Linked DNA regions of Homo sapiens: region 1 is linked to region 2. Evidence: chromatin loops called from intact Hi-C (ENCODE). Cell type or tissue: heart right ventricle. All regions are shown on one strand. Each heading gives the region's core, and the rest is flanking DNA. Links, peaks and the distances in the headings are about the cores only.

What was found. Hi-C counts contacts between places; a loop is a spot of excess contacts. Peaks named below come from ENCODE experiments on the same cell type or tissue, not always from the same donor. Only the 100,000 strongest peaks of a DNase experiment are listed, where the experiment ranks them.
Region 1: it touches region 2 in a loop (4-fold over the local background); 4 of 110 quality-filtered maps call a loop at or near these places.

What each region holds. Positions count from the first base shown.
Region 1 is chr17:47,529,098-47,533,485 of GRCh38, forward strand. NPEPPS (aminopeptidase puromycin sensitive) reads left to right here and starts at 2,011. Exons shown (of 23, transcript NM_006310.4): 1 at 2,011-2,458. The coding sequence starts at 2,204. RefSeq lists silencers at 2,521-2,670, 2,701-2,880. In heart right ventricle, for the core only: no CTCF peak of the experiment used is centred there; DNase peaks (open chromatin) are centred at 2,004, 2,524, 2,634 and 3,074; H3K4me3 peaks cover 2,626 bases; H3K27ac peaks cover 2,524 bases.
Region 2 is chr17:47,613,698-47,618,085 of GRCh38, forward strand. NPEPPS (aminopeptidase puromycin sensitive) reads left to right here. Exons shown (of 23, transcript NM_006310.4): 19 at 1-28. Among named protein-coding and RNA genes, the nearest start is that of KPNB1-DT, 34 kb to the right of the region's middle. RefSeq lists an enhancer at 2,284-2,785. In heart right ventricle, for the core only: CTCF peaks have their summits at 2,331 (motif pointing left) and 2,533; no DNase peak of the experiment used is centred there.

The DNA of each region.
Region 1 (4,388 bases), core at 181-4,180, 85 kb before region 2:
AGTACTGGTCCATTACAACATACTACATTCAGTTTTGGAAATTACTGGGTTCTATCTGAGAAATTTCTATAAAGAAATATGAAGATTATGGATAAATCTCCTTGCCTTTGACACTTTAAATAACATTTTTAAAATTGTTATTTCATTTTTATTTTTTTAGAGACAGGGCCTCACTCTGTCATCTGGAGTGCAGTGGCACCATTACAGCTCACTGCAGCCTCCATCCACCTCCTGGGCTCAAGTGATCCTCCCGTCTCAGCCTCCCGAGTAGCTGGGATCATAGGCACACGTCACCACACCTGGGCCCACTTTTTTTTTTTTTTTTTTGAGACAGAGTCTCGTTGTCGCCCAGGCTGGAGTGTAGTGGCGTGATCTTGGCTCGCTGCAACCTCCGCCTCCCGGGTTCAAGCGATTCTCCTGTCTCAGCCTCCCTAGTAGCTGGGACTACAGGCACATGACACTATGCCAGGCTAATTTTTGTATTTTTAGTAGAGATAGGGTTTCACCATATTGGCCAGGCTGGTCTCGAACTCCTGACCTCGTGATCCACCTGCCTCAGCCTCCCAAAGTGCTGGGATTACAGGTGTGAGCCACCGTACCTGGCCCTGGCCCCCCTTTTTAAAGATAATTTCAGTTACATTATATATATATATATATATATATATATATGCATTTGTATATATACCTCCTCAATTTGCAAGGTATCTACAGAACTGAGAGAGCCACAGATAGTTCACCATTAAAGAGGCCATGATTGCTGAAGGATCTTTTAGTTTAAAAAGAAACAAAGATGAAAATGGGGAAAAGGTGAAACATCCCATTTTATTTATTTATTTATTTATTTATTTATTTATTTTGAGACAGAGTCTCACTCTGTCGCCCAGGCTGGAGTGCAGTGGCGCAATCTCGGCTCACTGCAACCTCCACCTCCAGGGTTCAAGCGATTCTCCTACCTCAGCCTCCCGAATAGCTGGGACAACAGGCGCCCGCCACCAAGCCCGGCTATTTTTTTTTTTTTTGTATTTTTAGTAGAGACGGGGTTTCACCATATTGGCCAGGCTGGTCTTGAACTCCTAACCTTGTGATCCGCCCGCCTCGGCCTCCCAAATTGCTGGGATTACAGGCGTGAGCCACCGCGACCGCCCGAAACATCCCATTTTAAACATTAAATCATGGAAACAAAAATACAGTTTTTGAAATCACTCCCTCAAAAGTCCAAATCTCATTGGTTGAAGTAACCTAGATTATTAAAGGTTTTTTTTTTTTTTTTTTTTTTTGAGACGGAGTCTTGCTCTGTCGCCCAGGCTGGAGTGCAGTGGTGTGATCTCGGCTCACTGCAAGCTCCGCCTCCCGGGTTCACGCCATTCTCCTGCCTCAGCCTCCTGAGTAGCTGGGACTACAGGCGCCCGCCACCACGCCCGGCTAATTTTTTGTACTTTTAGTAGAGACGGGGTTTCACCATGTTAGCCAGGATGGTCTCGATCTCCTTGACCTCGTGATCCGCCCGCCTCGGCCTCCCGAAGTGCTGGGATTACAGGCGTGAGACACTGCGCCCGGCTATTAAAGGTTTTATAACAAAACTTTCAAATCATCCTTTGAATTTGCTACTTAACAGGAACTAAGGCCAGAGAGCCTCAAGTCAGGGCTTTTCGCTGACCTGGAGGCAGAATCCAGTTTGGGGTTTTGCTTGTAACTGGTATTTTATGCATGCGACCCTGGCTGAACTGACCAACTGCGTAGGCTTCAATTTCCCGAGGGCCCCTTATGCCTTTCCTTCCTCTGATCAAGCCCTTCCCGGCTCCTTCCAGTTGGAAGGCCGCCCCCAGTCCTGAGCGGCGCCGACAGGTGCAGCGCCCGCCTCCAGCCCTGCGCTCGCGCGAGCAACCCGACGCCCTCCCGCCCCGCCGGCCGCGCCCTCGTCCTCGCCGCTCCGCCCTCTGCCCAGGCGTGCGCGCGCACTCCACGGGGGCGCGCCCGGCCGGCGGGGCCGCGCACGCAGCCGCCGCCACCACTTCCCCCTCTCCCTCCCTCCTTGCGGGCCCTCCTCCCCTTCCCTCCCCTCCGCCCCCTTCCCCGTAGGCAGCCCGCCCGCCAGTCCGCCCGCACCGCCTCCTTCCCAGCCCCTAGCGCTCCGGCTGGGTCTCTCCCCCGCCCCCCAGGCTCCCCCGGTCGCTCTCCTCCGGCGGTCGCCCGCGCTCGGTGGATGTGGCTGGCAGCTGCCGCCCCCTCCCTCGCTCGCCGCCTGCTCTTCCTCGGCCCTCCGCCTCCTCCCCTCCTCCTTCTCGTCTTCAGCCGCTCCTCTCGCCGCCGCCTCCACAGCCTGGGCCTCGCCGCGATGCCGGAGAAGAGGCCCTTCGAGCGGCTGCCTGCCGATGTCTCCCCCATCAACTACAGCCTTTGCCTCAAGCCCGACTTGCTGGACTTCACCTTCGAGGGCAAGCTGGAGGCCGCCGCCCAGGTACAGCGACCCTCGGGCCCCGGGGCAAGCTGCGGGGCGAGCAGTTAGGCCGCGCCCGCGGGCTGGACTCAGGGCCCGGCCGGGAGGGCGGGCGGGCCTCGGGTCGGGGCTGGGCGGCCGCAGGGCGCCGGGTTCGGCGTGCTCTGCCTTGCTCTGTTGGGGCTGGGGCTGGGGCTGGGGCTGGGGCCGGGGCAGGGACCGTGGCCGGAGCTGAGGCTGGGGCTCGGGCTGGGGCCGCGCTGCGGGAGCTCTGGGGAGCCGGCGGCCCGGCCATTGCGCCCCTCCCCGGCGAGCACACCTGTGTGGGGCTTTCCCCCCCGCCCCGGACCCTTCTGGGCTTGATAGTGTTCCGGGGGAGGCTGGAGGGTGTTGGGGGAGGACGGAGAGGTCATGGGAGTCCCCGCTCTGCCTCAACCACCTGACTCAGTTCTTTCTTTGGTTTCTCTCTACACCTCTCGGGTGATAGATTGGAGGGGGTGGTCATTTGGGACTCTGGCCGCCGCGTTGGAGCGACGAGGGGAGCTTCTAGAAGGGGGGGGAGAGGGTGAGAACGAGAATGTTAATCCCAGGCAGCCTCGCTGACTTCTCCCCGCCTGCTCCAGCCCAGGGGCTGGGTTTCCAAGATGATCCGCCCCCTCCCCCTTTCCCTCAAGTGACAGTGCAGCAGTGACTTTGTTCTCTCTTAACCTCCAGAGAAGCTGCGGGAGGACCCCATCTCCGCTTTTCCACCTATCTTCCTAGCTTTGCGGCCTTCGAAGCTGGTGGATTTATTGCTACCGTGATGGTTGCTTAGCAGTACCTTCCTCTCCCAAGAAGCTGGCTGGGCGCGGTGGCTCATGCCTGTAATCCCAGCACTTTGGGAGGCTGAGGCGGGCGCACTTGAGGTCAGGAGTTCGGGACCAGCCTGACCAACATGGTGAAACCCCCGTCTCTACTAAAAATACAAAAATTAGCGGGGCGTGGTGGCGGGCCCCTGTAATCTCAGCTACTCGGGGGCTAAGGCAGGAGAATCACTTGAACCCGGGGGGCAGAGGTTGCAGAGTCGAGATCGCGCCACTGCATTCCTGCATTCCAGCCTGGGCGACAGAGTGAGACTCCGTCTCAAAAAAAAAAAAAAAAAAAAAAAGGAAAGAAAGAAGCTATTAGTTATAACATACCACCGGTGAAAATATTCCATTACTCTTCACTGCAGTTTTTGGTGAATCATACTCCACTCCCTCCTCCCGCAGCATTATCTGAAGTATTGTTTGATTTTGGAGACCATCAGTATAGATGCCCGACAAACATCCTGCACAATAGGCATTTATGATACTATGTAATAGGAAGCCTGTAATAAAAATGGGAACTGTTTGATAGTTATCTGTAAATAGAATGTTAGTAAATATATTTTGTTTCATTTCTCTTCCTACTGCAGTCTGGGGTCGGGGGAAATCAGTAGGCTCCCACCTTAAAGAACATGGTGTATATAGTAATGAAATGAAGTGAAGACTGGTGCTCGAATGAATTGAATGTTGGTAGTTGTCTTTGAAAAACCAAGAGGGTACGGTACTCAGATTAAAAATATGTCTAAAAGTACAGAATTTAAAAGTATAGTTATCTATACTTATCTGTGATAGATAACTATAGCTGTCACATTTGGAGCACTGGTGTGAAAGCAAGAGGGCTCTAGGATTTGGCAGCATCAAAAGGCAGAACTTAGTGAAAATCAGGTGATTTAAAATTTTTCCATTAAGAATATGAATCAGAACGAATGCATCTTGGGTCTAAATTAGAATTTGAGAAGGTTATTTGGGAAACTGTGGCTTAAGCCAAGTGACTAGAGTGTTTGATATATATTGGCAAGGGGCAGATGGGAGGGATTGTAAACAGTAGTGTGTCTTGTGACTTGGCAAACCTTTGGGAAAGAGAACCTAGTGATGAATGAGTTCGC
Region 2 (4,388 bases), core at 146-4,145:
TGGCACTACTTTAGATATTATGTTAAAAGTAAGTATATTTGAGAAGGCTCCCATTTCCTGCTTTTGAACTTGGATAGACACACAGTAAACCTCTAAATGGTTAAAAAAAAAGACAGTCCTAGAAAAGAAAGATGCATATTGTAGACATGCAAGTATTTTAAAACTGTGAGAGAATTATGTCTATCCATATATGTTATATCAGTATTATCAGTATGATGCCAAAGACATCTTACTTTTCCCCGCCTTTTTTACTCACTTTTTGCATCTGAAATCTTATTATTATTTTTTTTTTTTTTGAGACAAGGTCTCACTCTGTCACCCAGGCTAAAGTGACATAATCATGGATCACTGCAGCATCAACCTCCCAGGCTCAAGTGATCCTCCTGCGTCAGCCTTCCAAGTAGCTGGAATTATAGGAGTGTGATAACCGCATCCAGCTAATTTTTGTGTTTTTTGTAGAGAGAAGGTTTCACCATGCCCAGGCTGGTCTCAAATTCCTGGGGTCAAGTGATACACCCACCTCAGCCTCCCAAAGTGCTGGGATTACAGGCATGAGCTACTGTGCCCAGCTGAAATTTTAACACTGAAATAAATGTTCGTTTTGATTAACAAGTCACTTTCTTTAAATTTTATCTTCAGTGTAAACTTACTTGGGGTTCTGCCCATTTTAAGCAAAACGTTTGTTTCTGTGCTTAGGTTCTGTGCTTAGGTTTGTTTTTGTGCTTAGAAAAGGGATAGACAGATGATGATCAAGTGTCTCAAGCATTTGAGCTATGGCAGGGTCCTTTATTAATAGACAGGAAATTAATTCACCTGCCTTCATAGCCTCTCTAGTTTTCCCAGAGTAATTGGCATATAATTAAGCTCTGACTTAGACAAAATATAGATAAAACTTTCCATGTCCTCATAATGGCAGCAGTGTTTGCAACTTTGAATCAATAGTAGTACTGTGAAGCAAATGCTATCTCCAGTCCCTATTCATACAGTTCCGGTCTATAAAGAAATGGCTTGAGTGCACTGGCTACATTAGAGGTGGAGGTAGCCGAATCTACTTTTTAATCATTAAATAAAATGTGCAAAATGTGCCTAAAAACCCATTTGTTAAAAGATCCACGCTTAGGACAGGAGTGGAATGTGCTTTACTGTCTCTACCTTTCATGGATTAACAACACTCTTCTGACTTACAGGGAGTTCATGATAATCAGCTTCACTGTAGAAATAGCTCTAATGATCATAATTGCAGATCTAAATTCTGATATTTTGGTTTTAAACAAATCCTCTGAAAAATGATTAGGATGTCTGAAAATAAAAACTTTAAGAAACTGTACCTCAAAATGTACTGCTTTACCCATGTTGTAATAGGTTTACTTTCTTTCTTTTTTTTTTTTTTTTTTTTTTTGAGACGGAGTCTCACTCTGTCACCAGGCTGGAGTGTAGTGGCACGATCTTGGCTCACTGCAACCTCTGCCTCCCGGGTTCACGTGATTCTCCTGCCTCAGCCTCCCAAGTAGCTGGGACTACAGGCACCCGCCACCACACCCAGCTAATTTTTGTATTTTCAGTAGAGACGGGGTTTTACCATATTGGCCAGGCAGGCCTCGAACTCCTGACCTTGTGATCCACCCGACTCGGCCTCCCAAAGTGCTGGGATTATAGGCATGAGCCACCATGTCTGGCCTGCTTTCTAAGAATATAAAAGTTATATTTGGGAGAGCTGGGCACGGTGGCATGCACCTATATTTCCAGCTTCTCAGGAGGCTGAGGCAGGAGGAGCGCTTGAGCCCAGGAGTTCAAGGCTGCAGGGAGCTATGATTGTGCCACTGCACTCCAGCCTGCGTGACAGAGCAAGACCCTATCTTAAAAAAGACCCTAAAAAAAGTTAAATTTGGGTTTACTTTCCACCTGAACATTAAGGTCCCTTCTCAGTCTTAATATTCTGTGAACCTGTATACTATAAATGATATGTATGAAATGGGATATTTGATTTTTTTCCATCTATTCCATGATGATATGGAAAAAAATAGGGGTTCTGTAAATTTCATGGCAGATACATTGATATTTTCATGTCATGGCACTTTTAAGATTTTCCACAAGTATGTGTATTTATTCAGAGTTTGCATTTATTTAACACAAGAGAGTTCACGATAATCAGCTTCACTATGGAAATAGCTCTAATGAAGGCCGAATCATGGTTCTTCAAGAAGCCACTTGGTAAGAGATGAGGAGGGTTGTCTTATGATGGTAATTTAGGAATAATGTGGCAGAGTTAAAAAACATTAATTCATAGTATATTTGAAATGTGGTGTTAGAGTGCCATCTAGTGGACTAGAATAACAGTTCTCTATGGAGGAAAACGCTTCCTGAAAGCCAGAGGTTCAGACCTTGAATATTGGAGCTGAAAAGGGCCTTAGAAATTATCTGTCCACCCATCTCATTTTACACATGGGGAAACTGAGACCCAGAGGGATGAAGGACTTAGTCAAGATCACACAGCTAGTTAGAGGCAAAACTGGGACTAGAACCCAGATCTCCCAAGGTCCTGTCTATTTTACTGCACTGCTGCTTAGAGTCCAAAGGGGCCAGGCGTGGTGGTTCATGCCTGTAATCCCAGCACTTTGGATGGGAGGATCACTTGAGGCCAGGAGTTCAAGACCAGCCTGGGCAACATGGAGAAACTCCGGCTCTACTAAAAATAGAAAAATTAGGCCAGGCGCGGTGGCTCACGCCTGCAATCCCAGCACTTTGGGAGGCCGAGGCGGGTGTGGATCACAAGGTCAGGAGTTCAAGACCAGCCTGGCCCAAATGGTGAAACCCTGTCTCTACTAAATATACAAAAATTCGCCGGGTGTGGTGGCGGGCGCCTGTAGTCCCAGCTACTCAGGAGGCTGAGGCAGGAGCATTGCTTGAACCTGGGAGGTGGAGGTTGTGGTGAGCCGATATTGTGCCATTGCACTCCAGCCTGGGTGACAGAGTAAGACTCCGTCTCAAAAAAAAAAAAAGAAAAGAAAAATTAGCTAGGCGTGGTTGTAGTGAGCTGAGGTAACACCATTGCACTCCAGCATGGGCAACAGAGCGAGACTCCATCTCAAAAAAAAAAAAAAAAGAGACCAGCCTGGTCAACACAGCGAGACCCCATCTCTACTTCTTATAAATTAAAATTGTTTATTGAAAAAAAAAAAAGTGTCGAAAGGAAGAGGAAACTGAGAGCTTTGATGAGGTCTCCAGACACTCTGGTCAGTGTTAAATCTTAAGGGGTAGAAAAGATCAAAAGAGTCTAAATTGTCTTGGAGACATAGCTCTTATACATTTATAGTTCTAATTTTTAAGAATTACAACATTTTGTTTCTATGAAAAGATTTTATATACATATATACTATGGAAGATTTAGAGACTAGAAAAGTATAAAGAGGAAAATAAAACTTACCTATAGTTTAGAAAGCAGGTAGCAAAAACAGCATGTATAACATGCTCTCTTTCCAGATTTGTTAATGTACATATAGTAGTAATTTTATTTTTTTCTTTATGCTTCTCTGTCTTTCAGATATTCTGCATTCAGTATGTGCTGCTTTTGCAGTTAAAAAGTGTGAAGATGCATAATCCCACTGATCAGAAACCATCATTAATTAATACTACCATTTTGATGTATTTCCAGGGGTTCTCCCCCACCCCCTTTTTTTGGAAACACAGTCTTGCTCTGTTGTCCAGACTGGAGTGCAGTGGTACGATATGGGCTCACTGCAACCTCCACCTCAGCCTTCCAAAGTGCTAGGATTACAGGCGTGAACCACTGTGCCCAGCCATATATATATATATATTTTTTAGGATAATTCTGCTTTGTCTGCTTTCTTCACTTAAATATAAGAACATGTTTATGATATATTCTTAAAATATAACTTTCAATAATGCATTTTTATAAGTACAGTATTCATTTTCAATTTTTCACTATTATAAATTAATTTGATGATCTGGTATAAGAACACTAATGATTAGTTTGTTCTTCTAAAACAGAACATTAGCCAGATATCAATGATGTAAAGAATTTGGCTATGATAGATTTTACCTCTTAGATCTTGATGTTAAACTGGTCTGAACTAATGACAGGCTGTTCATCTGGTAGCATTTACATCTAGTGATTTACTTACTGTAACAGCAGATGACAAATTTAGTGCCAAAGCATCATTTTTTTTTTCTTTTATTTTTGAGACAGAGTCTCGCTCTCTTGCCCAAACTGGAGTGCAGTGGCACGATCTCAGCTCACTGCAACCTCCCAGGTTCAAGCGATTCTCCCGCCTCGGCCTCCCAAGTAGCTGGGATTACAGGTGGGCACCACCACGCCCGGCTAATTTTTTTTTTTTGTATTTTTAGTAGAAACAGGGTTTCACCATGTT